Regions from separate parts of the Homo sapiens genome. Here region 1 is linked to region 2. Evidence: read pairs that join two places in POLR2A ChIA-PET (ENCODE). Cell type or tissue: OCI-LY7. All regions are shown on one strand. Links, peaks and the distances in the headings refer to the core of each region. The heading gives the core; the rest is flanking DNA.

Region 1 (16,016 bases), core at 4,623-12,622, 50 kb after region 2:
ATCGGAAAGAATAGCTAATGGATGCTGGACTTAATACCTAGGTGATGGGATGATCTGTGTAGCAAATCACCATGGCACATGTTTACATATGTAACAAATCTGCACATTCTGCACATGTACCCCTGAACTTAAAATAAAAGTCGGAAAAAAATTGGGATTTTTTTCCTATTGTTAAGTTTTAAGAGTTCTCTGTGTATTTTGAGTAATTGTCCTTTATCAGATATATTTTGCAAATATTTTGCCCCAGTCTATGGCTTGTCATTTTATTCTCTTGAAGCATATCTTTTGAAGAGTAGAAAGTTATAATTTTAATGTAGTCCAATTTATCAATTTTTGTATTCTCAGACTGTGTTTAGTATTGTATCTAAAGAGTCATTGACAAGCCCAATGTCACTTAAGAGTTTTTTCCTATGTCATCTTCTAAGAGTTTTATAATTTTGCATTTTTTTATTATGATGAAATACCCATACCAAAAATGTGCCATTTTAATTATATTTTAGTGTAAGTTTAGTGGCATTAAGTATGTTCACATTGTTGTACACCATCACCACTATCTATCTCCAGAACTTTTTCATCATCTCAAACTGAAACTCTGTATTCATTAAACATGACATCCCCATTCTGTCACTTCAAGCCCCTGGTAACCACTATTCTACTTTCTGTGTTTGTGAAATTGACTACTCTAGCTACTTCATGTAGATAGAATCATAGAATATTTGTCTTTTTGTGTTTGGCTTATTTCACTTACCATTTTTCAGATTCAGCCATGTTCCAGCATGTGTCAGAAGATCATTCCTTTTCATGGAGGAATAATGTTTCATTATATATATAAATACATGTATTATATAGATATATATACACACACATACACACACACACACACACACACACACACACTACATTTTGTTTATTCATTTGTCCATTGATGGACATTTAGTTTATTTTTATCTTTTTAGTTTTTGTGAATAATGCTGCTGTGAACATTAGTATATAACTATCTGTGCAACTGCCTATTTTTAATTATTTGGAGTACATACCTAGGAATGGAATTGCTGGATCATGTGGTCTTTCTACTTTTAACTTTTTGAGGAACCACCCTACTGTCTTCTCTACCCTACTGTCTTCCACAGAAGCTACACCACTTTACATTTCCACCAATAGTGCATGAATGTTTCAATTTTTCTACATCTCTGACATTTGTTATTTTCCTTTTTGCATTAGAGCCATCCTAATGGACGTGATGTAGTATATCATTGGGCTCTTTTCTTTTTCTTTTATTGTATTATTTTCAATTGACAGATCATAATTATATACATTCATGGGGTATAATGTGATGTTTTGATATATGTATACAATGTGGAATTATTAAATCAAGCTAATTAACACATTCATCACCTTGCTGACCTATCATTTTTTATGAGACACTTGAAATGTACTCTCTTAGCTATTTTGAAATATATTATACATTATTATTGACTATAGACCCCCTGCTGTGCAACAGCTCTTGAAATCTATTCCTCTTGTCATCTGAACCTTTGCACCCTTTGATCAATAACTCCCTATTAGAGAGGAGATGTCATCAAGATGGCTGGCTAGAGGTGCCCAGCATTCACCTTCTTCACAAAGAAGGGCAAAAATAACAAGTATATAACCATACATCAAATAGAGGTTCTAGGGGAGAATAACAGAATTCAGCAAGACTCTTTAAGGCATGGAAACTTGGGATGGCAGCATAGGGAGGTAGGCAAAGCATCTGGTTGGGATCTACTCAGAGCCAAGAAGGACTCTTTATTGCAGGGAAAAGATAAGTGGAAGATCCCGGGAAGTTCATATTCCTACCACAGACACCTGTAATCCTAACTGCAGGAGAGCCCTATAATCCTCACAGGCCTTGAGTTCAGGGTAGAGAGCTGCCTGGAATCCACGTGACTGCATTACTCCAGGGAGGAAATCACACTGATGCTCCCAGAATTTCCAGGACTCAGACTGCTGCAGCATGTGCCATTTTGAGAATGAAACCACTGTCAGAGCACATTCTGCCCAGGGGCCAATGACCCCATACATCTGTACATCCCTAGTGCTTTGCCATTATCCCATCACATCCACGCAAAAGGCTGCAGTACCATGACTCCAGCTGGGCCCAGCAGTGCAGCCATGAACCCATGCACCCGAGCCCACACATCATCACCCGGCATCCCAGGTAACAAGTTAACCAGCACAAGGGGCAGGCTAACCCCAATACAGAAGGAGCTGATGCACATGCTCCCCAGAGCCTGAGAGCTGACCCTCTCGAGCAGGAGAGCCACCGTGCACTTATTTGGACCCACTGGGAGTCCAAGGATCAGACCACTTGGGGTCTGCACCAACTGGTGACACCCCACCCCACAGCAGCGGAGCCTCTTCACACTTTCCCAGGCCTTTAGTTTTTCCTCTTGTCTGATTGCCCTAGCTGGGACTTCCAGTACTGTGTTAAATAACAGGGGTGAAAGTGGGCATCCTTGTCATGTTCCAGATCTTAGAGCAAAGGCCTTCAGTTTTTCCACAGTCAATATTATATTAGCTGTGGGTGTGTTGTACATGTTTTTTTTTCTTCTTCTTTTGGTTTCTTTCAAAATTTTCTGTCTTTGATTTTCTACAGTTTGAATATGTTGTATCTAGCTGTAGATTAGTATTTATCCTCTTTGACATTCTCTGCACTTCCTGGATTTGTGGTTTGGTGTCTGACATTTATTTGGGCAAATTATTAGTCATTATTTCTTAAATGTTTCTCAGTTCTTTTCTCCTTTCCTTCTCTTTGTGGCATTCCTACAATTCATATGTTATACCTTTTGTGCTCGTTCTACAGTTCTTGTATATTGTATTCCATTCTTTAAAGTTTCTTTTTTATTTTTGCCTTATCATTTGAGAGGTTTCTATGACATATCCTTAAGGCCCTGGTACTTTCCTTGACTGCATTCAATCTATGATAAGTGTATCAAAAGCATTTTTAAATTTCTGTTAGTGTTTTAAATTTCTGTCATTTAAAAAATCTTTCTTAGAGCATCTATCACTTTACTTACATTATGCTTCTGTGCATGCATGTAGTCGACTCCATTAGAGACCTTAGTACAGTAATCACAGTTATTTTAAATTCCCAGTCTGATATTTCCAAAATTTCTGCCATATCTGGGTCTGGTCTGATGCTTTTTGTATTTTCAAATTGTATTTTTTGCCTTTTAGTATACTTTGTAATGTTTGTTAAAAGCCAAACATGATGGGTAAAGGACCTGATGTAAATAGGTCTTTGGTATATTTAACTTATGTTGTAGCTGTAAGTCTCAGAGGCTAAAATTCTCTGATGTCTTTGCTTTTGTCTCCCCTGTTATCTTTGAATATTCCCAAAGACTTCTTAAATAAGGTCTGAGGCTTACAGTTCTTTTGCTTGTAAGCCACTGTTATTATTTAGGGTGCAATTGATGTGATTGCAAGGTAGGTGTGTGGGGGGAGGAGATATGGGTTTTATAGTCCTAGAATTAGGTCTCTTATTTTTAGTGAGCCCATTCTGCTTTCTACTTCTATGAGATGTAGAAATACTCTTCAAGATGCCACTTATGAGTGAGATCATGCAATATTTTTCTGTGTCTGACTTATTTCTCTTAATATACAGTCATTGAGGTTTACCCATATTGTCACAATGACGGGAATTTCTCCTTTTTTATGGCTGATAGTATTCCATTGCACATATAAAGTGCATTATCTCTAGTTGATGGACACTTAAGTTGATCTCATATATTGGTTATTATGAATACTGCTAGAGAAAACACGGGAATGCAGATACTTCTTTGATAGTCTGATTGAATTTCTTTTGGATATATGCCCAGTGGTGGACTTGCTAGATTATATAGTGTTATATTTTAAAATTTTTGAGGAACCTCTATACTGTTTTCCATAATGGCTGTACTAATTTACATTCCCACGAACAGTGTGTAATGAAGGACAAAAGGAAACGTTTTTTCTTCTTCTTCACCTTAGCAGGAAATTTTCTAGTATCCAACCATTTAGTACAATATGAACTATGGGTTTTCTGTAGATATTCTTTATCAAGTGAGGATGTTCTCCTCTATTCCTAGTTGGCTGAAAGCTTTTATTATGCACGAGTGTTGGATTTATCAAATGTTTCCTCAGAATTTGTTGATATAATCATGCGATGTTTTCTCTTTAGCCTGTTAGTATGATGTATTGCATAAGTTGATTTTCTTTTTTTTTCACCATTTATTTTTATGTATTTATTGATTTATTTATTCTTTTAGTATACTTTAAGTTCTGGGTTACATGTGCAGAACATGCAGATTTGTTACATAGGTATACATGTGCCATGGTGGTTTGCTGCACCCATCAACCCGTCATCTAGGTTTCAAGCCCTGCATGCATTAGATATTTCTCCTAATGCTATCCCTCCCCTTGCCCCCAACCCCCAACAGGCTCCAGTATGTGATGTTCCCCTCCCTGTGTCCACGTATTCTCATTGTTCAACCCCCATTTATGAGTGAGAACATGTGGTGTTTGGTTTTCTTTTCCTGTATGAGTTTGCTGAGGATGATGGTTCCCAGCTTCATCCATGTCCCTGCGAAGGACACGAACTCATCGTTTTTTATGGCTGCATAGTATTCCATGGTGTATATGTGCCACGTTTTCTTTATCCAGTCGATCATTGATGGACATCTGGGTTGGTTCCAAGTCCTTGCTATTGTAAATACTGCTACAATAAACATATGTGTGCATGTGTCTTTATAGTAGAATGATTTATAATCCTTTGGGTATATGCCCAGTAATGGGATTGCTGGGTCAAATGGTATTTCTAGTTCTAGATCCTTGAGGAATCTCCACTCTGCTTCCACAATGGTTGAACTAATTTACACTCCCACCAACAGTGTAAAAGCATTCCTATTTCTCTACATCCTCTCTAGCACCTGTTGTTTCCTGACTTTTTAATGATTGCCATTCTAACTGGCATGAGATGGTATCTCATTGTGGTTTTGATTTGCATTTCTCTAATGACCAGTGACGATGAGCTTTTTTTCATATGTTTATCGGCCACAGAAATGTCTTCTTTTAAGAATTGCCTGTACATATCCTTTGCCCACTTTTTGATGGGGTTGTTTTTTTTTCTGGTAAATTTAAGTACTTTGTAGATTCTGGATATTAGCCCTTTGTCAGATGGGTAGATTGCAAAAATTTTCTCCCATTCTGTAGGTTGCCTGTTCACTCTGATGATAGTTTCATTTGCTGTGCAGAAGCTCTTTAGTTTAATGAGATCCGATTTGTCAATTTTGGCTTTCGTTGCCATTGCTTTTGGTGTTTTAGTCATGAAGTCCTTGCCCATGCCTATGTCCTGAATGGTATTGCCTAGGTTTCCTTCTAGGGTTTTTATGGCTTTAGGTCTTACGTTTAAGCCTTTAATCCATCTTGAGTTAGTTTTTGTGTAAGATGTAAGGAAGGGGTCCAGTTTCAGTTTTCTGCATATGCCTAGCCAGTTTTCCCAACACTGTTTATTAAATAGGGAATTCTTTCCCCATTGCTTGTTTTTGTCAGGTTTGTTGAAAATCAGATGGTTCTAGATGTGTGGTTTATTTCTGAGGCCTCTAATCTGTTCCATTGGTCTATATATCTGTTTTGGTACCAGTACCATGCTGTTTTGGTTACTGTAGCCTTGTAGTATAGCTTGAAGACAGGTAGCGTGATGCCTCCAGTTTTGTTCTTTTTGCTTAGGATTGCCTTGGATATGCGGGCTCTTTTTTTGATTCCATATGAAATTTAAAGTAGTTTTTTCTAATTCTGTGAAGAAAGTCAATGGTAGCTTGATAGGAATAGCATTGAATGTATAAATTTCTTTGGGCAGTATGGCCATTTTCATGATATGGATTCTTCATATCCATGAGCATGGAATGTTTTTCCATTTGTTTGTGTCCTCTCTTATTTCCTTGATCAGTAGTTTGTAGTTCTCCTTGAAGAGGTCCTTCACATCCCTTGTAAGTTTTATTCCTAGGTATTTTATTGTCTTTGTAGCAATTGTGAATGGGAGTTCACTCATGACTTGGCTCTCTGTTTGTCTATAATTGGTTTATAGGAATGCTTGTGATTTTTGCACATTGATTTTGTATCCTGAGACTTTGCTGAAGTTGCTTGTCAGCTTAAGGAGATTTTGGGCTGAGATGATGGGGTTTTCTAAATATACAAACATGTCATCTGCCAACAGAGACCATTTGTCTTCCTCTCTTTCTATTTGAATACTATTTCTTTCTTTCTCTTGCCTGATTGCCCTGGCCAGAACTTCCAATACTATTTTGAATAAGAGTGGTGAGAGAGGGCATCCTTGTCTTGTGCCAGTTTTCAAAGGGAATGCTTCCAGCTTTTGCCCATTCGGTATGATATTGGCTGTGGGTTTGTCATAAATAGTTACATGTTCCATCTATACCTAGTTTATTGAGTGTTGTTAGCATAAAGGGGTGTTGGATTTTGTCGAAGGCCTTTTCTGCATCTACTGAGATAATCATGTGGTTTTTGTCATTGGTTCTGTTTATGTGCTGGATTACGTTTATTGATTTGTGTATGTTGAACCAGCCTTACATCTCAGGGATGAAGCCGACTTGATAATTGGGGATAAGCTTTTTGATGTGCTGCCAGTATTTGTATTGAGTATTTCCACATCGATGTTCATCAGGGATATTGGCCTGAAATTGTCTTTTTTTGTTGTGTCTCTACCAGGATTTTGTATCAGGATGATGCTGGCCTTATAAAATGAGTTATTGAGGAATCCCTCTTTTTATATTGTTTGGAATAGTTTCAGAAGAAATGGTACCAGCTCCTCCTTGTACCTCTGGTAGAATTCGGCTGTGAATCCATCTGGTCCTGGGCTTTTTTTGGTTGGTAGGCTATTAATTACTCCCTCAATTTCAGAACTTGTTATTGGTCTATTCAGGGATTTGACTTCTTTCTAGTTCAGTCATGTTGGCATGAGTTGATTTTCTTTTGGTGAATCGGACCTGTGTACCTTGGACATGGTGTGTAATTCTTTTTTTTGAGATGGAGTCTCTGTCACCAGGCTGGAGTGCAGTGGTATGATCTCGGCTCACTGCAACCTCTGCCTCCCACGTTCAAGTGATTTTCCTACCTCAGCCTCCCAAGTAGCTGGGACTACAGGTGCGCACAACCATGCCCAGCTAATTTTTATATTTTTAGTAGAGACGTGGTTTCATCATGTTGGCCAGGATGGTCTCGATCTCTTGACCTTGTGATTTACCCACCTCAGCCTCCCACAGTGCTAGGATTACAGGCGTGAGCCACCGCACCTGGCTGTATAATTCTTTTTAAACATTATTGGATTCGATGCGCTAATATTTTGTTGATAATTATCTCATATTTATCTCATAAATATGTTTATGAGATATATTGGTTTTCAGTGTTCTTTTCTTGTAGCGTCTTTGTCTGGTTTTGGTATAGGATAATGCTGGCATCATAGAATGAGTTAAAAAGCATTCACTTTACCTCTAGTTTTTGCAAGAGATTATAGAAAATTGATATAATTTCTTCCAAATAGTTTGGCATACATTATCATTATACCCTTCTAGCACTGGTACTTTCTGCTTTGGAAGATTATTAAGTATTGAATTGATTTTTTTTTTTTCAGATGGACTCTTGCTGTGTCTCCCAGGCTGGAGTGCAGTGGCACGATCTCAGCTCACTGCAACCTCCTCCCCCCAGGTTCAAGCAACTCTTGTGCCTCAGCCTCCCGAGTAGCTGGGATTGCAAGCACGCACCCCCATGCCCAGTTAATTTTTGTATTTTTAGTACAGACAGGGTTTGGCCATGATGGCCAGGCTGATCTCAAAGTCCTGACCTCAAGTGATCCACCCGCCTCAGCCTCTCAAAGTCCTGAGATTACAGGCATGAGCCACTGTGCACGGCCCTCTCTTATTTCTGATATTACTAAATGGCAATTTGTGTCTTCTTTTTTTTTTCTTCGTTAGCCTGGTTAGAGGCTTATCAAGTTTACTGATCTTACCAAAGAACCAGTTTCTGATTTAGTAGATTTTCTTTATTCATTACTGTTTTTAATATTATTAATAATTGGTCTAATTTTTATTATTTCTTATCCTCTGCTTACCTTGGATTTAATTTGCTCTTTTCTTTTCTTTTTTGGTTTCCTAAAGTGAATGCTTCGATGATTGGTTTTAGATCTTTCTTCTGTTAAAAGAAAAAACTTTATACAAATTAAGTTTAACAGAATTTATTTGGGAAAAGAACAATTATCAAACAAGGCAGAACCCAGAACCAGAATACATTCAGAGTGACTCCAGGGCTGCCACATGGTCAGTAACATTCATAGACATAAAAAAAGGAAGTGATGTACAGAAAACAGAAGTGAAGTACAGAAACAGGTGGATTGGTTGCAAGTAGGTGTTTGCCTTATCTGAACACAATTGTACAAGTTGGCTGCCTGTGAATGACCAAAACTCAGCTGCTATGATTTGCTGAGACTTGGCTACTTGTTACAAGAGTAGATCACAGTCTGTTTACACATCAAGTTAGGTTACACTTTACTATGTACAGAGAGACGTTTAGGTGAAACTTAAACTATGTATGGAGGCAGGTTTAGGCCAAACTGAATTCAATTTAACACTTTTTTCCTAATGCATGGATTCAATACCATAAATTTCCCTCTAAGAATATGTTTGCTGCCTCCCACTAATTTTTATAAATGGTATTTTCATTTTCATTTAGCTTTCATTTAGTTTCATTTTAATGTATTCATTAAATATAAACAAAAATTTTTTTTGTTTCTCTCGAAAGTTCTTCTTTGACCCATGTATTACTTAGAAGTATATTGTTTAATCTCCAAGTATTGTAGGATTTTCCAGGTATCTTAATTCCAATGTGTTCTGAGAGCACACATTCTCTGATTTCCCTTCTTCTAAATTGAAGATATACTCTATGACCCAGAATGTGCTCTGTCGTGATGAATGTTCTGTGTGAGCTTGAGAAGAATGTGTACTCTGCTTAGATGAAATAGTCTTAAAAGTCTATTATATCCAGGTGATTTATCATGTTTTTGAGTTATTAATGATTTTCTGCCTATTGGATATGTGTATTTCTGATATAGGGATGTTGAAGTCTCCAACAGTGGGTTAATCTATTTCTCTTTCCAGTTCTATCAGCATTGCCTGTCATATATGATGCTCTGTTGTTAGCCACATATGTGTTCAGAATTGTTAAGACTTCTTGGAGAATTGAACTCTTAATCATGATGTAGTATCCCTGAGTGGCCACTGGTTACATTTCTTGCTCTGAAGTCTACTCTGTCTGAAATTATTATAGCTATTGCTGTTTTCTTTTGATTCGTATTAGCATGGTATCTCTATCTCAATCCATTTACTTTTCTATATATGTGTCATATTTATTTATTTTCTTTCCAAGTTTTAGGTTCAGGGGATGCATGTGCAGGTTTGTTACATGGGTAAAATGTATGTCATGGGGGTTTGCTGTAGATTATTTTGTTACCTAGGTAATAAGCATAGTACCTGATATGTAGTTTTTCAATCCTCATCCTTTACCCACTATTCATCCTAAATTAGACCATGGTGTCTCTTCTTTCCTTCTTTGTGTCCATCCATGTGTATTCAATAATTCGCACACACTTATAAGTAAGAACATGCAGTGCTTGGTTTTCTGTTCCTGTGTTAATTCACTTAGGATAATGGCCTTCAGGTCCATCTGTATTGCTAAAAGTACATGATCTCATTTTTTTTAATGGTTACATAGTACTTCATGGTGTATACATACCACATTTTCTTTATCCAACTCACCATTGATGGGCATTTAGGTTGATTCCATGTCTTTGCTATTGTGAGAGTGCTGCAATGAACATAAGTGTGCATGTGTCTTTATGGTAGAACCATTTATACTCCTCTGGGTACATACCCAGTAATGAGATTGCTGGGTCAAATGGCTGTTCTGTTTCAAGTTCTTTGAAAAATCTCCAAACTGCTTTTCACAGTGACTGAACTAACTTGCATTCCCAACAGCAGTGTATAAGAGTTCCCTTTTCTCTGCAACCTTGTCAGCATCTGTTATTTTTTGACTTTTTAGTAATTGCAATTCTGATTGGTATGAGATGGTAACTCATTGTGGTTTTGATTTGCATTTCTCTAACGATTAGTGAAGTTGAGCATTTTTTTCATTTGTTTGTGGGCCACATGTAGGTCTTCTTTTGAAAAGTGTCTGTTCATGTCCTTTGTCTATTTTTGAATGGGTTTTTTGTCTTTCATTTGTTAATTTGTTTAAGTTTCTTATAGATTCTGGATATTAGACCTTTGTTGGATGCACAGTTTGCAAGTATTTTCTCCCATTCTATAGGTAGTCTGTTTACTCTGTGGATAGTTTCTTTTGCTGTGCAGAAGCTCTTTAGTTTAATTAGGTCCCATTTATCAATTTTTGTTTTTGTTGCAATTGCTTTAAGAGTCTTCATCAAGAAATCTTTGCCAGGGTTCATGTCTAGAGTAACATTTCCTAGCTTTTCTTTTACGGTTTTTATAGTTTTTGGTTTTCCATTTAAGTACATTAAGTACTTAATCCATCTTGAGTTGATTTTTGTATATGGTGAAAGGAAGGGGTCCAGTTTCAACCTTCTGCATATGGCTAGCTAGTTACCTCAGCACCATTTATTGAATAGGGAGTCCTTTCTCCATTGCTTGTAATTTATAAGGAAAAGAGGTTTATTTGGCTCATGGTTCTGCAGGCTATACAAGAAGCATGGTGCTGGCATCTGCTTGGCTTCTGGTGAGGGCCTCAGGCTGCTTCCACTCATGGCAGAAGGTAAAAGAGAGCTGGTCTGTGCAGAGATCAAATGACAAGAAGAAGCAAGAGAGAGAGGGGAAGTGTCAGGCTCTTTCTAATAACCAGCTCTCATGGGACCTAACAGAGCAAGAACTCACTCACTACCCCTCCTCAGGGAGGGCATTTATCTACTTATGAGGGATCTGTCCCCATGACCCAAACACCTCTCATTAGGCCCTACCTCCAACATATGGGATCACATTTCAACATGAGGTTTAGAAGGACAAACATCCAAACTATAGCAAGCTGAAAAAAATCTTTAAAGTATCTGGATCAGGGCTACTCTCAGTGGGGTGCCGTTAAAATGCATATTTAGCCTGATGAGGTTCCATTTGTAGGTGACCAGTCCCTCCTCTTTAGCTGCCTTTAATATATTTTTTTTTGCATTGACTTTGGAGAATGTGATGACTCTTTCTTAGGGATAGTTGTTTTGTATAGTATTTTATAGGCATTCTCTGAATTTCTTGAATTTGAATGTCTTTCTCTCTAGTGAGGTTGGGGAAATTTTCATGGACAATATCCTCAGATGTGTTTTCCATCTTGGTTGCTCTCTTTCCCTCTCTTTCAGAGAAACCAAAGAGTTGTAGATTTGGTCTTTCTATGTAATCTCATATTTCTCAGAGCTTCTGTTTATTCTTTTTAATTTTTAATTTTCTTTTTCTGACTAAGTCTATTTGAAGAACCAGTCTTTGAGCTCTGAGATTTATTTCCTCAGCTTGGTCAATTCTTCTGTTAATACTTCCAATTATATTATGAAGTTCTTCTTATAGTGAGTTTTTCAGCTCTATTAGATTAGTTTGGTTGTTTCTTAAAATGGCTATTTTATTTTTCAGCTTTTGTTTCATTTTATTGGATTCTTGGTATTTCTTGGATTCGGGTTTCACTTTGTCCTGAATCTTGATTATCTTCACTGCTATCCAGACTTTTAATTCTATGTCTATAATTTCAATCATTTTATCCTGGTTAAGAACAACTGCTGGGTAGCTAGTGTGGTCATTTGGAGGTAAGAAGACACTGTGGCTTTTTGAGTTGCCAAGGTTCTTTTGCTGACCCTTTATCATCTGTGTGGGCTGATGTTACTTTAGTCTTTGTGATAATCAAACAAAATGTAATGGATAAAAGGAATTGTGACAAATAGTAAGAATCGTAATGGCGTAGGTGTAGGGGAAGGGGAAGCATTCATAGTCTTATTATTAGCTCTTAGTGGTTAGTAAGTTTGTCCCTCTAGACTGAGAACTTCACAACTTCTCCTCAGGTGACCACCTTTTCTGTTTAGGTGTGACAGGATTGCTAGAGTGCATTTGAATTGGATATATCTTTTCCTCTTCATTGGTTAGGCTCTAGAAAAAAATAGCAACCCAATAGTTTAGCTTGTGGTAAAGTAGTTTCTCTTGAGGTCAGGTCTTATTAAGAAGACCAGAATACTCTGGCATATTTCAAAAAGGTTATGTTTCCTCTCCTCTGTCAGAAGCATTAGAATATTCTTCAAAATATTCACTGTGGAACCTGGCAGAACTCCTAAAGTTAAAAAATTGTCCAGGCCTCCTATAACTCAGACCCCATGGAAGCGTTAATTCTTAGAATTATCCACAGGGCCCCCCCACAGCAATTCATTCATTACGGTTGAGGTTTCCTACCCCAGTGCTGGTTCCCATAGAGGTTTCTTCCCATGGGTTTCTTCTCTAGTAACTTGTGATTCTCTGTATTTGCCTGTCACTCTCTCCAATTTTGGAGGCAAAATGTGCCTTAAATTTCCACTTCTGTCATGAGTCTAAGAGTTGTTAATTTTTCAGTTTGTCAAGCTTTTTCCTTATTGTCAGAATGAAATAGTGACTTCTTACATGCCAGCCTGGATGCTGAGTCTCCCAAAATAATTTTTTAAAAAGAAAATTCAACATTAAATGGAGAGTGGGAAATTTATTTTTAAGTAAGCAATGACTTGTTCTCCTTAGATACTCACACTGTAAAAGTGCCTCCCAAACCTCAGTTCCGAGAAGCCTCTTCCAAACTGCTTGCCATAGGGAAAACACATCTAAAAGCCATGACTCCAACTATCCCTTAGCTTTAAACAGTTATTATTTGACCAGTTACCTGATGCTCACCATTTGAGGAATGATGACAAAACCTTCCTCCAATTTGCAGAAAATTAGATCATACTTTTTAGTGGGAACTAATATATTTACTAGTTTGCTTCAGAAATATCCTAACTTATATCAAATTATTAGACTCTTCTGTGGGAACAGAGCTAAACTAAGTAGATTTTGAACTCAAACACATCAGGTGTAAAAACATTGAACCTCTTTGCATTTAAAAGATCAATGTATAATTTGATAGTCTTCTACAGCATCCATTGCCTAGAAAATTATGTTGATTTGTTTAACATTTAAAAATGATAAAAATTTACTCTTTCTCATACAAAACACACAGAGAATACAGGAAGTGATCATGTGTATTAACTATTTTGCAAGAATATGTGTTGCCAACGTGTTCTCTCTGGATTGTGGAATTCTACTGTTTTTTTGGTTTGGATCATAATCCTAAAAGACATAATCCTGGATGCCATAATTCTGAATCCCTAAAAATACAAATCTCTAAAGTTGAAATCCTTAATGTCTAAAATCCCTAACATCTGAAATGCCCACAATCACTCTCACAGGACAGTTGCATTATATTAAATGAAACTATTACCTTGTTATTCTTTTTATTTGGAATTTAAGAATGGTTTAAGGAGATGTGTGTGGCTGCCAAGTTGACAATTAAGTCTTGTGGACTTAATTTTAGGTGTCAACTTGACCAGATTAAGGAATATCCAGAAATCTGGCAAAGTATTATTTTGGGTGTGTCTGTGAGGGTTTTTCCAGAAGAGATTAGTGTGTGAATCTCAATGGACTATGTACAGAAGATCTGGCCTCAGTGTTGGTGGGCAACAATCTATCAGCCCAGGGCTAGGAGACAACAAACACAGAAGGCAAATTGGTCTCTGAGAGCTGGGATAGACATTTCTTCTGCTCTTTGGGTATCAGAAATTTGGTTCCACTAAAGTCCATTATCACACCACTGACTTTGTGTGTTAACATTCTGCATGTATGTGAAAACACTGAAACTTCCTCAATAAATGAAAAGATGTCCTTTTTGTAAATCTGCATTTGTGAAAGATGAAATTTCTCAAGATTTCAGCTCTTTGAGTGATTGAATATGTGATGGCCCTTCATGGTTTTTGCTTGTTCTCCTCCAAACACTTAGGTGTACATCATGTCATTTCAGAGGATTGCAGTTATAAAGCTGGGTGCATACAATCACCAATCATAGTGAAATACATTGTACAATTCACTTTATGGCCTTTAAAAAAAATGAATACAGTTCATCTGCCCATACTCATGCAACTACCATAGGTATATCTGAGTGTTCATGCTTGCAAAAGTATGTATGCTATTATTGTCTATTTTATTGTGCAGTGTGGCCTATAAAATGTTCTCTTGTATTTTTATATTTTCAGATATATCCCTCTTTAAAATGTAAATAAGTGTCTTTTAAATAATTGTATATTATTTTTCCTAGAATTATATTTTTGGGATTTTGATCTTACAGGATTAGAATTTTTGAGATTTTTGGCTTTATAGATTTTGATCTCTCAGGATTTCAACAACTGGGATGATGGTGTTTGGGATTGTCTTTCAGAATTATGATCATCCTCCCCTGTAATTTTATGGTGTGTGTGTGTTTGCTAGGGGTGTGTGTTTTCCAATCTCTAAGGGTAAATACAATTTCCAATTTAAATAATCACAACTGTTATCAATCAACCAATTGCCCAGAGGAGTCAGAGGAAAGTATGAAATTACTAGAAACTGATAGAATCTGATTTCCCACCACTGTAAAAAGTAAAAAGACCCCAAGTCAATACTTCACTAAGACTTAAGATCAACTCTAGAGGCCCCTGTATTTTCTCAACCTTGTCAGGATCTTTGGAGGGCAGACGCCCCATCCACCAGTCATAACCACAGTCCAAACACTCTGTTGGAGATCCCATTGGCTGCTCACACTCAGTCCCCACTCTACTGTGGTGGTAAAGATCGGATTTTTATTTTGTAATGTGTTTCTATTGAAAGGGTCTCACTGAGAATCTCACCAAGGGAAGGAAAGTTGTGGAAACAGCAAGCTGCCTGACTGAGAGGCTCTCGGTGCTCTTCTCACCAAGGAGGGTGAAGCTTTGGGGAGGAAGTGCTGCCTAGAGACCTGAAGGAGGTAGGGTGCATTACAGTACTGTCTTCATGTTACATCAATGTATTAGTTTATTTTCACACTGCTATAAAGAAATACCTGAGACTGGGTAATTTACAAAGAAAAGAGGTTTAATTGATTCACAGTTCTACATGGCTGGGGAGGCCCCAGAAAACTTACAATTATGGCAGAGGGTGAAAGGAAAGCAAAGCATGTCTTACATGGCAGCAGGAGAGAGCAAGGAGGAAAGTGCCACACTTTTAAACCATCAGATCTTATGAGAACTCACTCACTATCACAAGAACAGCATAGGGAAATCCACCCTATGATCCAATCACCTCCCATGACATCTCTCCTCTTATGTGTGGGGATTACAATTTGACATGAAATTTAGGGGGGGACACAGAGCCAAACCACATCATTCTGCCCCGGCCCCTCCCAAATCTCATGTCCTTCTCACATTGCAAAATACAATTATCCCATCTTAACAGTTCCCCAAAGTCTTAACTCATTCCAGCGCTAACTCGAAAGTCCAAGTCCAAAGTCTCATCTGAGACAAGGCAAGTCCCTTCTGCCTATGAACCTGTAAACATAAAAAAACAAGTTAATTGCTTTCAAGATATAAGGCAGGTACAGGCCTTGGGTAAATGCTCCCATTCCAAATAAGAGAAATGGGCCGAAACAAAGGGGCTACAGGCCCCAAGCAAGTATGAACCCCAGTAGGGCAGTCATTAAATCTTAAAGCTCCAATATAATCTCCTTTGACTCCGTATCTCACATCCAGGTCACGCTAATGCAAGAGGTGGGCTCCCAAGGCTCTGGGCGGCTCTGCCCCCATGGCTCTGCAGAATACAGCCCCTGAGGCTGCTTTCATGGGCTGGTGTTGGGTGCCTGCAGCTTTTCCAGGCCTATGGTGCAAACTGTTG
Region 2 (13,992 bases), core at 1,812-9,811:
CTCAACTTAAGAAGCTTTTGGGCTGAGTCAATTGGGTTTTCTAGAAATAGGACCATGTCATCTGCAAACAAACACAATTTGACCTTTCTTCCTATTCGAATACCCTTTATTTCTTTCTCTTGCCTGACTGACCTGGCTAGAACTTCCAACACTATGTTGAACAGGACTGGTGAGAGAGGGCATCCTTGTCTTGTGCTGGTTTTCAAGGGGAATGCTTCCAGCTTTTGCCCATTCAGTATGCTATTGGCTGTGGGTTTGTCATAAATGGCTCTTATTATTTTGAAGTGTGTTCCTTCAATACTTAGTTTATTGAGAGTTTTTAACATGAAGCGATGTTGAATTTTATCAAAGGTGTTTTGTGCATCTGTTAAGATAATCATATGGTTTTTGTCTTTAGTTCTGTTTATGCGATGAATCACATTTATTGATTTGTGTATGTTGTACCAACCTTGCATCCTGGGGATAAAGCCGTCTTGATTGGGGTGGATAAGCTTTTTGATGTGCTGCTGGATTTTGCTTGCCAGTGTTTATTGAGGATTTTTGCATCGATGTTCATCAGGGATATTGGCCTGAAGTTTTCTTTTTTTTGTTGTATGTCTGCCAGGTTTTGGTATCAGGATGATGCTGTCCTCATAGAATGAGTTAGGGAGAGGTCCCTCCTTTTCAGTTGTTTCGAATCATTTCAGAAGAAATGGTACCAGCTCTTCTTTGTACTTCTGGTAGAATTCAGCTGTAAATCCATCAGGACCTGGGCTGTTTTTGGTTAGTAGGCTGTTCATTACTGCCTCAATTTCAGAACTCATTGTCTATTCAGGGATTCAGCTTCTTCCTGGTTCAGTCTTGAGAGGGTGTATGTGTCCAGGAATGTACCCATTTCTTCTAGATTTTCCAGTTTATTTGCATAGAGGTGTTTGTAGTGTTCTCTGATGGTTGTTTGTATTTCTGTGGGTTCAGTGGTAGTATCCCCCTTATCATTTGGATTGTGTTTATTTGAATCTTCTCCTTTTTCTTCTTTATCAGTGTTGTAGGATGAGGCGGAACCTATGAACAGGCAGAGGCCAGAGAAATGGTATTTCCTTCTGTCATCTTATGTGAAGAAAAGTGCATGAGCGCATTTTCTCATGGGTTGATTTATCTGTGACCATTAATAAGAAGTCCACCATTTTGTTTTGTAGTCCTCCCCTTCATACGCATCACTAAAATATTTGCTTCCAGGATAGAAGTTTACTCAATAGAGAACATAGAATGAGATTAAATTTTAAGCTTCTGGTTAATACTGTGATCTTGTTTTCTTGTGTTTTAGTAGAAGAATATTATCATTGCCTTTATCCTTACTGTGATGTATGAATCACTTGAAAGTGTACAACATTAAGAATGAGAATCATGGCCGGGCGCGGTGGCTCATGCCTGAAATCCCAGTACTTTGGGAGGCCGAGGCAGGTGGATCACCTGAGGTCAGGAGTTCGAGACCATCCTGGCTAACATGGTGAAACCCCGTTTCTACTAAAAATACAGAAAATTAGCCAGGAGTGGTGGTGTGCGCCTGTAATCCCAGCTACTCGGGAGGCTGAGGCAGGAGAATCGCTTGAACCCGGGAGTTGCAGTAAGCTGAGATTGCGCCATTGCACTGCAGCTTAGGCATCAAGAGTGAAACACTGTATCACATTAAAAAAAAAAAAAAGCACATTCAGTGACCCCTCAACTTGCTCCATAACAAAGCATCAAGTATTGGTGAAATAAATTGTTCCAATCTGCTGTCTGTTTAAAATTATCCAATGCCACCTTCCATGTGTTACATTGAGACCAATAATGATGTAAATTCAACAAAATAAACCTTATTTCTAGCCAGGCTTCCAGCACCAGTTATCCAGGGGACAATACTATTTTTTCTGCTAGGGTTTGGTTTGTCCTATAAATTTCTTTATTCAATTTTTAAAAATCTTTTATTGATTAGATTTTTTATTGAAAAAGTAATACATGCACTTCATATAGAAAGCTTCAGAGTACAAAAGCGTATAAAAATGAAAGCCAGTCTACTTCTGCACATACAAACATATGTACATATATGCATCTTTCCTTATAAAAAAGGGAGTACACCTGCACACCACTGTGAGTCTTACTTTTTAAAATTTCAACAAATTAAATTGGGAAATAATTTCATTTCCACACACGTAGATCAGTTTTGTTTTTTTAATTGACTTAATATTATTTCAATATATGAGTATACACTAAATTTTTTATCCTATCTCTTATAATAGACATTTGCCTTCATCCCATTTTTTTCATTAACACAAATAATACTACAATGGACACCCTTATACTTGTATACATTTGCATACTGTGCATGTATTTTCATAATATACATTTCTAGAATGGGAATTACTTAGTCAAGGATAAATACATTTTTCATATTAATAGATACTGCAAAATTGTGCCCTCCAAAGAGGTTGCACCAGTTTATTTATTTATTTTTCTTTGTTTGTTTATTATACTTTAAGTTCTAGGGTACATGTGCACAACGTGCAGGTTTGTTACACAGGTATATATGTGCCATGTTGGTTTGCCGCACCCATCAACTCATCATTTGTATTAGGTATTTCTCCTAATGCTATCCCTCCCACAGCCCCCCACCCCCCTAGATGCCCCTGTGTGTGATGTTCCCCACCCTGTGTCCATGTGTTCTCATTGTTCAATTCCCACCTATGGGTGAGAACATGCAGTGTTTGGTTTTCTGTTCTTGTGAGAGTTTGCTTAGAATGATGGTTTCCAACTTCATCCATGTCCCTGCAAAGGACATGAACTCATCCTTTTTTATGGCTGCATAGTATTCCATGGTGTATATGTGCCACGTTTTCTTAATCCAGTCTATCATTGATGGACATTTGGGTTGGTCTTTGCTATTGTGAATAGTGCCACAATAAACATATGTGTGCATGTGTCTTTATAGTAGCGTGATTTATTGAGGATTTTCTCATCGATGTTCATCAGGGTATTGGCCTAAAATCTCTTTTTTTATTGTGTCTCTACCAGGCTTTCAGGATGATGCTAGCCCCATAAAATGAGTTAGGGAGGATTCCCTCTTTTTCTGTTGATGGAAATAGTTTCAGAAGGAATGGTACCAGCTCCTTTTTATACCTCTGGTAGAATTTGGCTGTGAATCCATCTGGTCCTGGACATTTTTTGGTCGGTAGGCTATTAATTATTGCCTCAATTTCAGAACCTGTTATTGGTGTATTCAGAGATTCAACTTCTTCCTGGTTTAGTCTTGGGAGGGTATACATGTCCAGGAATTTATCCATTTCTTCTAGATTTTCTAGTTTATTTGCGTAGAGGTGTTCATAGTATTCTCTGATGGTAGTTTGTATTTCTGTGGGATCAGTGGTGATACCCCCTTTATCATTTTTCATTGCATCTCTTTGATTCTTCTCTCTTTTCTTCTTAATTAGTGTTGCTAGTGGTCTATCTATTTTGTTGATCTTTTCAAAAAACCAGCTCCTGGATTCATTGATGTTTTGAAGGTTTTTTTTTTTTTTTTGTCTCTCTATCTCCTTCAGTTCTGCTCTGATCTTAGTTATTTCTTGCCTTCTGCTAGCTAGCTTTTGAATTTGTTTGCTCTTGCCTCTCTAATTCTTCTTCTTCTTTTTTCTTTTTTTTTTTTTTTTTTGAGATGGAGTCTTGCTCTGTCGCCCAGGCTGGAGTGCAGTGGTGTGATCTTGGCTCACTGCAAGCTCTGCCTCCCCAGTTCATGCCGTTCTCCTGCCTCAGCCTCCAGAGTAGCTGGGACTACAGGCCCCCGCCACCATGCCTGGCTAATTTTTTGTATTTTTAGTAGAGATGGGGTTTCACTGTGTGAGGCAGGATGGTCTCGATCTCCTGACCTCGTGATCTGCCCTCCTCTGCCTCCCAAAGTGCTGGGATGACAGGCGTGAGCCACCACACCCGGCCTCTCTAATTCTTTTAATTGTGATGTTAGAGTGTCAATTTTAGATCTCTCCTGCTTTCTTTTATGGGCATTTAGTGCTATAAATTTTCTTCTACACACTGCTTTAAAATGTCCCAGAGATTCTGGTACATTGTGTCTTTGTTCTCATTGGTTTCAAAGAACTTCTTTATTTATGCCTTCATTTCGTTACTTACCCAGTAGTCATTCAGGAGCAGGTTGTTCAGTTTCCATGTAGTTGTGCAGTTTTGAGTGAGTTTCTTAATCCTGAGTTCTAATTTGATTGCACTGTGGTCTGAGAGACAGTTTGTTGTGATATCTGTTCTTTTGCATTTGCTGAGGAGTGTTTTACTACAAATTATGTGGTCAATTTTATAATAAATGCGATGAGGTGCTGAGAAGAATGTATATTCTGTTGATTTGGGGTGTAGAATTTTGTAGATGTCTATTAGGTCTGCTTGGTGCAGAGCTGAGTTCAAGTCCTGGATATCCTTGTTAACCTTCTGTCTCATTGATCTGTCTATTATTGACAGTGGGGTGTTAAAGTCTCCCATTATTATTGTGTGGGAGTCTAAGTCTCTTTATATGTCTCTAAGGACTTGTTTTATGAATCTGGGTGCTCCTGTATTGGGTCCATATATATTTAGGATAGTGAGCTCTTCTTGGTGAATTGATCCCTTTACCATTATGTAGTGGCCTTCTTTGTCTCTTTTGATCTTTGTTGATTTAAAGTCTGTTTTATCAGAGACTAGGATTGCAACTCCTGCATTTTTTTTTTTCTCTCCGTTTCCTTGGTAGATCTTCCTCCATCCCTTTGTTTTGAGCCTATGTGTGTCTTTGCACATGAGATGGGTCTCCTGAATACAGCACACCAAGGGGTCTTGACTCTTTATCCAGTTTGCCAGTCTGTCTCTTTTAGTTGGGGTATTTAGCTCATTTACATTTAAGGTTAATATTGTTATGTTTAAATTTGATCCCATCATTATGATGTTAGCTGGTTATTTTGCCTGTTAATTGATGCAGTTTCTTTTCTTTTTTTTTTTTTTTTTTTTGAGATGGAGTCTCGCTCTGTCGCCCAGGCCGGACTGCGGACTGCAGTGGTGCAATCTCGGCTCACTGCAAGCTCCGCTTCCCGGGTTCACGCCATTCTCCTGCCTCAGCCTCCCGAGTAGCTGGGACTACAGGCGCCCGCCACCGCGCCCGGCTAATTTTTTGTATTTTTAGTAGAGACGGGGTTTCACCTTGTTAGCCAGGATGGTCTCGATCTCCTGACCTCATGATCCACCCGCCTCGGCCTCCCAAAGTGTTGGGATTACAGGCGTGAGCCACCGCACCCGGCCGATGCAGTTTCTTCATAGCATTGATGGTCTTTACCATTTGGCACGTTTTTGCAGTGGCTGGTACTGGTTGTTCCTTTCCATGTTTAGTGCTTCCTTCAGGAAATCTCGTAAGGCAGCCCTGATGGTGACAAAATCTCTCAGCATTTTCTTGTCTGTAAAGGATTTTATTTCTCCTTCACTTATGAAGCTTAGTTTGGCTGGATATGAGATTCTGATTGTTGAAAATTCTAGCTGATGGTTGAAAATTCTTTCTTTAAGAATGTTGAATATTGGCCCCCGCTCTCCTCTGGCTTGTAGAGTTTCTGCCGAGAGATCCGCTGTTAGTCTGATGGGCTTCCCTTTGTTGGTAACCTGACCTTTCTCTCTGGCTGCCCTTAACATTTTTTCCTTCATTTCAACCTTGGTGAATCTGACAATTATGTGTCTTGGGGTTGCTCTTCTCGAGGAGTATCTTTGTGGTGGTCTCTGTATTTCCTGAATTTGAATGTTGGCCTGCCTTGCTAGATTAGGGAAGTTCTCGTGGATAATATCCTGAAGAGTGTTTTCTAACTTGGTTCCATTCTCCCCGTCACTTCCAGTACACCAAACTAACGTATATTTGTTCTTTTCACATAGTCCCATATTTCTTGGAGGCTTTGTTCATTTCTTTTCACTCTTTTTTCTCTAATCTTGTCTTCTCACTTTATTTCATTAATTTGATCTTCAATCACTGATATCCTTTCTTCCACTTGATCGAATCAGCAATTGAAGCTTGTGCATGCGTCACGAAGTTCTCATGGCATGGTTTTCAGCTCCATCAGGTCATTTAAGATCTTCTCTACACTGTTTATTCTAGTTAGCCATTCGTCTAACTTTTTTTCAAGGTTTTTAACTTACTTGGGATGGGTTAGAACATGCTCCTTTAGCTAGGAGAAGTTTGTTATTACCAACCTTCTGAAGCCTACTTCTGTCAACTTGTCGAACTCATTCTCTGTCCAGTTTTGTTCCCTTGCTGCTGAGAAGGTGTGATCCTTTGGAGAAGTGGTGCTCTGTTTTTTGGAATTTTCAGCTTTTCTGCTCTGGTTTCTCCCTATCTTTGCGGTTTTATCTACTTTTGGTCTTTGATGTTGGTGACCTACAAATGGGGTTTTGTTGTGGATGTCCTTTTTGTTGATGTTGATGCTATTCATTTCCGTTTATTAGTTTTCCTTCTAACAGTCAGACCCCTCAGCTGCAGGTGTGTTGGAGTTTGCCAGAAGTCCACTCTAGAACCTATTTGCCTGGGTATCACCAGTGGAGGCTACAGAACAGCAAATATTACTGCCTGATCTTTCCTCTGGAAGCTTCATCCCAGAGGGGCACCTGCCTGTTTGAAGTGTCTGTCAGCCCCTACTGGGAGGTGTTTCCCAGTCAGGCTACACAGGGGTCAGGGACCTGCTTGAGGAGGCAGTCTGTCCATTCCCAAAGCTCGAATGCCGTGCTGAGAGAACCACTGCTCTCTTTAGAGTTGTCAGACAGGGACGTTTAAGTCTGCAGAAGTTGTCTGCTGCCTTTTGTTCTACTATGCCCTGCCGCTAGAGGTGGAGTCTACAAAGGCTGGTGGGCCTTGTTGAGCTGCGGTGGACTCCACCCAGTTTGTGCTTCCTAGCCTCTTTGTTTACACTGTGAGCTACTCAAGCCTCAGCAATGGTGGATGCCCCTCCCCCCATCAAGCTGCTGCGTAGCCGGTCGATCTCAGACTGCTGCGCTAGTAGTGAGCAAGGCTCCTTGGGCATGGGACCTGCCTAGCCAGGCAAAGGAGGGTATCTCCTGGTCTGCGGTTGCTAAGACTGTTGGAAAAGGGCACTATTTGGTCATGAGTGTACCCTTTCTCCAGCTACAGTCTGTTATGGCTTCCCTTGGCTAGGAAAGGGAAATCCTCCCCAACCTTGCATTTCCCGGGTGAGGTGACACCTCGCCCTGCTTCAGCTCACCCTCTGTGGGCTGCCCCCACTGTTCAACCAGTTCCAGTGAAATGAACCAGGCACCTCAGTTGGAAGTGCAGAAATCACCTGTCTTCTGCATCAATCTCACTGGGAGTTGCAGACTGGAGCTGTTCCTATTGGGCCATTTGGAAGTGACCAGTTTTTTATTTTATATTTTTAATGCCCCTTCCTCATTTCTGTTATCAATTTTTTCTTGTCAAGACATTTGCCTTCTATTTCAATACTTAGTATTTACTTTACAACTAATTCTGATTTGTGCTAACCATCATTTCTTCCTAAATTTAAAAAACATTAAGGACTTAATTTTCCTGTCCTCCTTTTACACTTTATAAAAATTTTGAAGCTGATTTAAACAAGAACGCTAAAAATAGTCTGTCATGCTGATTCAGATCACTATTTGACATAAATCAGGTGGAGACCTGGGCATTCTCTGTTTGATGCCCTCCCCCCTTGTCCCCACCTGGCTCCTCCATACCCTGCTCTTCCTTGTCCATCACTGCCCTATGCTCTGAGTCTGACCCTCCACACTGCATTTCCCAGGCTCCCACACTCTGGCTTCTGATGGAGATCAGCCAGTCTGGGTACCAGCAGGAGTCTTTAGGGTGGGGAGACAGTGAGTTTAGGTATGTGGTCTGCCTATGGCAGTGGGTTCCTAAGCCACAGATCCTTTTAGGCAGTACCACTTCAGTGGCTCCACCTGTCACTGGATCTGCTTAATACTGTTTCCTTCTTCCCCTTCTAGCCTAAAAGAGTTAATGGTTTCCTGCTACTGTCAGCCCCTGGGTGCCTTTTCATCCCTTGAGGTTACCATTGACACTACTCAAACAAAATAATGGTATGTTTGTGTTTTTGTTATAAACAATTTTAAAAAATTTAACAGAAACCTGCATTTATAAGGAACACTAAAAAGGTCCATTTTAAAATAATTGTTTATTAAACTGTAACAAGGTTTCTAGCAATTTTAGATTGAATGTGATGCTCCTAAACTGCTTTAATACATGCCATAATTACAAATTAAATTTTTGGGTCAGACTTCATTATAACTGTGGTAATTTAAAAAAATCCACACTTGAAATGAGACAAGTGTCTGTTGACTAAAGAGAAAAGAACTTTCCAGTGTGTTACATGGATTTTACAACAGAGAAGCTGCTTCCACAATAGAATTGATGTTCCCTTGACATCGCCTTTGGGAAGGAAAAATTAAAAAAAAATTGATGTCACCTTTCAGATATAGATATTGCAACCTTAAAGAATTTATAGAACTACAACCCTTGTCTTCACCTAGAACATAAATTAAGATGATATTGGCTTGTGAATACCCATTTTCCTCATATAACAATTAACAAATTTACATCAAACCGAAGTGAATAATGCTGGCTTATTTTATTTATAAGTAGTATATCTTGTTTTTAGATGAAAGGCTCTGCTTAAAAGATATTTTTTTGAGACCAAGTCTTCCTGTTCATCTGTGAAGCTTATTTGGTATATTGTAGTCATTTCTAATCTTTCTTTGTGATACAGGCCATAGAACTGTGCTAGAGGTTAACAATCTTAATTACGAGTTCTCTCTATTGCTTTATTAAGCTCTCTTGTTTGTTCTATTGTGTATTTACCTCATTCTGAGTGCCATGCAAAACAAAATAGTGTTAGACAAAGTTTTAATGTGAACAAATTAATGCAGTTTTCTAGAAAAGCATAATCTAGTTTTTTTTTCTAGCCTTTCCTATTTTTAAAATTCTTGTTGCCTTTCTTATTTCTTTATGTCTTTGATGGACTTCCAGTAGTTTCTGTGACTTGAGCTTATAGTCCTGTGTCTTGTGTAGACTGGGTAATGGAACACTAAGCTTGTATACTTGCAAATGACAGCCTTAAATTCCCCTATCGGCCACCTGTCCCCACAAAATAATAGTAATAATTAAGGCCAGCAATAGCAGTTATTTTTCCTTAAAAAATAAAATTTTAAAGTAAAAATGTTATATTATTATTTTTAAGCCAACTGTCTTAAGATCTTATCTAACTTGGTTTCTGGGGTTTTTGAGGGTAAAGTTTCCCAACACCCCACTTCTCCTACACTTATCCTTATACTTAGGCATGAATTTGCAAAGCAACGCCTCAGAATATTTCTGGAAAAATTACGTTGGAATTACATCATATGGCTGAATAGCAGTGCAATTGAATATGTTGAGTTTTTTATTTGTGTCTTCACCTTTGTTTATGTTAAGGATAGAACCCCAAAGAGAATAATACTGGTTTACTTATTCCATGCTTATTACACAATAATAATACGCCAGCCTCTGTACTATTCAATGAGGATATAAAGGTGAAAAGGCAAGGTTGCGTACTTTTATAATATTTATATGTTCTGGTGGTTCAAATTATTTTACTCAGTGCTTTTCTTAGAAGAAGAAATATTTGGATGATGTTCAGTAAACACAAATTTTGTGTTATCTTTGAATCTGTTTGGTAGGTTTATGATGTTAAATTCCTGGTTAGGTTCAGTTCAAGTATATTTACCAAAGACAAATTAGAAATACAGGGACCATCAGGTTAGGGATTTATTTCATTATGGTAATAGGATTATGTCATTGGAATTGGAATTTATTTTACACTTGGTCTGATTTTTAAATCATTTTACATGACTTAAATGTCAAATTATAATGTAAAATGATTATTTTCAGTTATGCACCCCACAATTTGAAGCCACATTTGTTTTGAGGGAATTTTGAATATGAAGACCTCTGAGTATTAGAAGTTATATTGAGTGGGGATTATGCGTAATTTTCCTCTCTTGGAAAATCTATCTGTGATTATATATTTTCTTTTTAATGTACATAAACAAGTAAAAAACACAAGGAGAACTTCAGCTGTAGACCCTGCACTTTAACATTAGTAACTGCTAATCTACCCACAAATATTGGTGATTTTTTTTGCACATATAACAATAAAAATGACTACCACCACCTTAAGAGCTGATTGGAATTACATCTTTTATTTATTTATTTATTTATTTTGAGACAGAGTCTTACTCTGTTGCCCAGACTGGAGTGCAGTGGTGTGATCTTGGCTCACTGCAACCTCTGCCTTTGGGTTCAAGTGATTCTCCTTCCTCAGCCTCCTGGGTAGCTGGGACTACAGGCACATATCAACACACCTGGCTAACCTTAGGTATTTTTAGTAGACACGCAGTTTAGCCATGTTGGCCAGGTTGGTCTTGAACTCCTGACCTCAAGTGAATCCATCCACCTCGGCCTCCCAAATTGCTGGGATTACAGGCATGAGCCACCGTGCCTGGCCTGTGTATTTTAATTCCATATTTTGCATATATTTTTAGTATTTAAACATTTGCATATTTAAAGACATTAGTACACTTACAAGTAAGGGAAATTCTATTAGGTTAGATATTTTAAAACCTCTGAAAATCAATTCATTTCTAAGTAATAGTTTGTTGCTGTGTACCTTTAATAAGTACAGCAATTAGAGCTTTCATATTCAAGAACAGTCAGTTGCAAGGACTGGACACCCTAAAAATGCACAACTCTAAAGAAAAGGGAAAAAATCTGCCTATTGAGCCATATAAAAGGGAAGAACAAGTAACCTTATATAACAGAAGTTATATAAGATGAAATAATGATGATGACAAGGAATTTGTTTTCTTTATATATTTTATTAGGAGAAAAACTACTGTAGGAGAGGGAAAATTGCTTCTGTGTACCCTTTGAGGTTTTTTGGCTGGTCTATGAATTAAATTGATATTAGACAGATTAAAAGGAGAAAAAAACATTTAATTACTCACATATGCACAGGAGTCCCACCAAAATATGAGACTCCAGGAAGCAGCCAGATGACTGAGACAGATACTATCTTAAGCTAGAGTAAGGAATAGGAATAAGGATTTGGGGGTACTGGGGAGTGGTAGAGATGAATTGTGGGAAGGCGAGAGGAGGAAATGTGTGGTGAATAAAGGTTACCTTGCTATGCAGATAAAAGTCTCTCCAGTGAGAAAAAGTTATCTATGAGTAACTCTCTTTCTGGCAAAGATAGATACATTTACTAATAAAAATGTCCTTTACAAATGGGAAATTATACTTTAAGCAGATGGGGAGGCGAAGTGCTTTTTCTGCATTGACTGGTTCTCAGTTTCTTTTAGCTCAAAATAATACATCAAAGTGGCATATTTTGGGATGACTTGTTCTGATCCCATCACTACTTGGTGGTAAAATGCTACCCAATATTATAACATCATGTGGCGCCTTCTTTTAAAAAGTCTTTAAACATGATATAATTTCCTCAAAGCTTTATGATGTAAAATGAGGTATCTCAGATATGGACATCTCCAGTGAGAGGATCCCAAAGGCTTTATACCCCCATATTCTATTGTGGGTTGGGATGCAGTGGAGAAGAAATGCCAGGATGTTTGTAGCTTTATCAAATTGAAAACTTAGAGCATCTAATTATTACTCACTTAGAAATCAAATTGTTCTCTGTGGACTTCCTTCTCCAAGGAGATTCAAAGCACTTGCTACAAAAAAAAGGAAGATCACAGCTTGCTTCTCTGTTTTCCTTCCTACAGGCAAAACCTTGTGTCACTTGGTTGGCTTAACAGAATTAACTTCTCTCCTTGGATTGCTTGTCGTTGTTTTTATGTAGTTCAGTAACTATTAAATACTTTTCATCTGTGATTAAAAGCATATTGCTTCTGGAGGGTCCCTGGCATGCTGCAGTCCTATGACTGGGCAGCAGGTTTCTCACCTTCCTAAATCTGAGCAGTAAAGCCCTGCTGGAGGGTAACTCACCCCTGATGTTTCTCCTTTGGGGGTTGCTGAGTGGTAAGGGTGCAGCTGCTGCCCTATCAGCTTTCCCAGAGTCACAAAGAGAAGCTCCCACTTGGAAGGGATCTTATTCATTGTCTGCTCCCGTTTTGCTGTCCATCCACTGATATCCTAATCTACCTGCTCTACTCCTCAGTGTGGTTCAGGCTTTGCTGTACCCATCCATTCGGATTTGGGCACCAAGCTACAGAGTTCCTATTTGCACAGATCTCAGCTATGTCCTCCTTCAAATTCTATACCTTCCTGTTCTAGTTTTGAAATAAAAGGAAATAAGGAGGAGAAGAAAGTGACCATCGTTCTCAGGGCTGCCTCAAAGCTAGAGATAGAGAAGAGGAGCAAGCTCACAAACTCCAGTGTACTGAGCACAGCTGACACCAAGGGCAGCCAATGCTCCCTGTATCTTTATGCTCTGTAAGTTCAGTGACCTGAGGGCAGCACCTGGGACAGCTGCTTGCAGTGTTCTTGCTTTCTCCTTTTTCCTTAGCCACAGTGCATGTGTTTAGGCAGATGCCTCCAAGCCACAGACCATTGCTTGCTTCCTTCTTCCCTCCCTCCCTCTTCCCTCCTTTTTCTTCCTCTTTTTCTCCATTGCTTCCCCCCACCCTGCATCCCTTCCCTCCATCCCTCCTTCCTTCCTGCCTTATTTCCTTCCTTTTTTCAACAAATATTTGATTAACACTTATCTAAGGTGATTGGGACACAGAATTGTGCTCAGTCACTGCTCATATACAGCCTACATTTAGTAAAAATGACAGACAGTATCTAAAGAAATACAAAGTGTAAATCAAGCTAAGTGCTATGATGAACATTAAGGCTGGATGGAGAGTCAGGGAAGAGCTGTCTTTGGGAAAGAAGTATTTGAATAAAAACGTGAATAAAATGAGGGGAAAGCCATGTGCAAGATGAGGTAATAAGCACACTCACTTCTTTGATCTTACCTGGAAGAAAGTCCATGAGCTCATTTTCTAATGGGTTGGTTCAATCTGTTGCCACTAGGAGGAAGCCTACAATTTTGTTTTGTGGCCTTCACATTCATACTTACCACTAAAATATTTGCTTCCAGCATCAAAATTTACTCATATGAGAAAGTAAGATTGGAATTTAAACTTTTGGTTAAAACTGTGATTTTCAAAAATTCTGCTTTAGTAGAAGAATAGTCTTATGTTTGCCTTTATTGTTACTGTGAAGTATGAATCACATTGAACTGTATAATTTTAAGATGAGAATCATGTTGTGATTCTTCAACTCACTGAAAATGAAGTGCTGCCTAATTTTGATGAGATAAATTGTTCCAGTCTTTGTTGCAGTTGTAGATTTATCCATAGCTGGCTTCCATCTGTTACATTCAGATGATAATGATAAAATTCATCATTTCTACCCAGTCTTCCAGCACAGAGTAGCTAGAAGACAGAACTATCTTTCTTCCAGGTTTGTGTGCTTCTTCAAAAAGTCTTTATTTAGTATTTTTAAATGCCCTCTGAATATAAAGAGTCTTTAAATGCAATACTAAAAATAACTTTTCATATGTGAAAATGTTTCATTTAAATTATTTTTGTGTGGCTGGGCATGGTGGCTCATGCCTATAATCCCAGCACTTTGGGAGGCTGAGGTGGGCGGATCCCCTGAGGTCAGAAGTTTGAGAGCAGCCTGGCCCACATGGTGAAACTCCATCTCTACTAAAAACACAAAACGTAGCCGCGTGTGGTGGTACACACCTGTCGTTCCAGCTACTTAGGAGGCTGAGGCAGGAGAATCACTTGAACCTGAGAGGTGGAGGTTGCAGTGAGCCGAGATCATGACACTGCACTCCAGCCTAGGCGACAGAGTGGCACCCTGTGTCAAAAAATTAAAAAATAAATAATTTTGTTGTGTCCTTGTTAGTGTCCAAAATTCACTGGAGAGATTCTTTCAGAATTGTA

The links. Peaks named below come from ENCODE experiments on the same cell type or tissue, not always from the same donor. Only the 100,000 strongest peaks of a DNase experiment are listed, where the experiment ranks them.
Region 1: POLR2A ChIA-PET joins it to region 2 with 7 read pairs; 2 of 35 experiments call an interaction of 5 or more read pairs at or near these places.

Annotation. Positions count from the first base shown.
Region 1 is chr9:5,271,067-5,287,082 of GRCh38, reverse strand. No RefSeq gene overlaps it. Among named protein-coding and RNA genes, the nearest start is that of RLN2, 26 kb to the left of the region's middle. In OCI-LY7, for the core only: no CTCF peak of the experiment used is centred there; a DNase peak (open chromatin) is centred at 8,422.
Region 2 is chr9:5,320,310-5,334,301 of GRCh38, reverse strand. It overlaps a transcript of RLN2 not described here. Among named protein-coding and RNA genes, the nearest start is that of RLN1, 13 kb to the left of the region's middle. RefSeq lists an enhancer at 6,551-7,051. In OCI-LY7, for the core only: no CTCF peak of the experiment used is centred there; no DNase peak of the experiment used is centred there.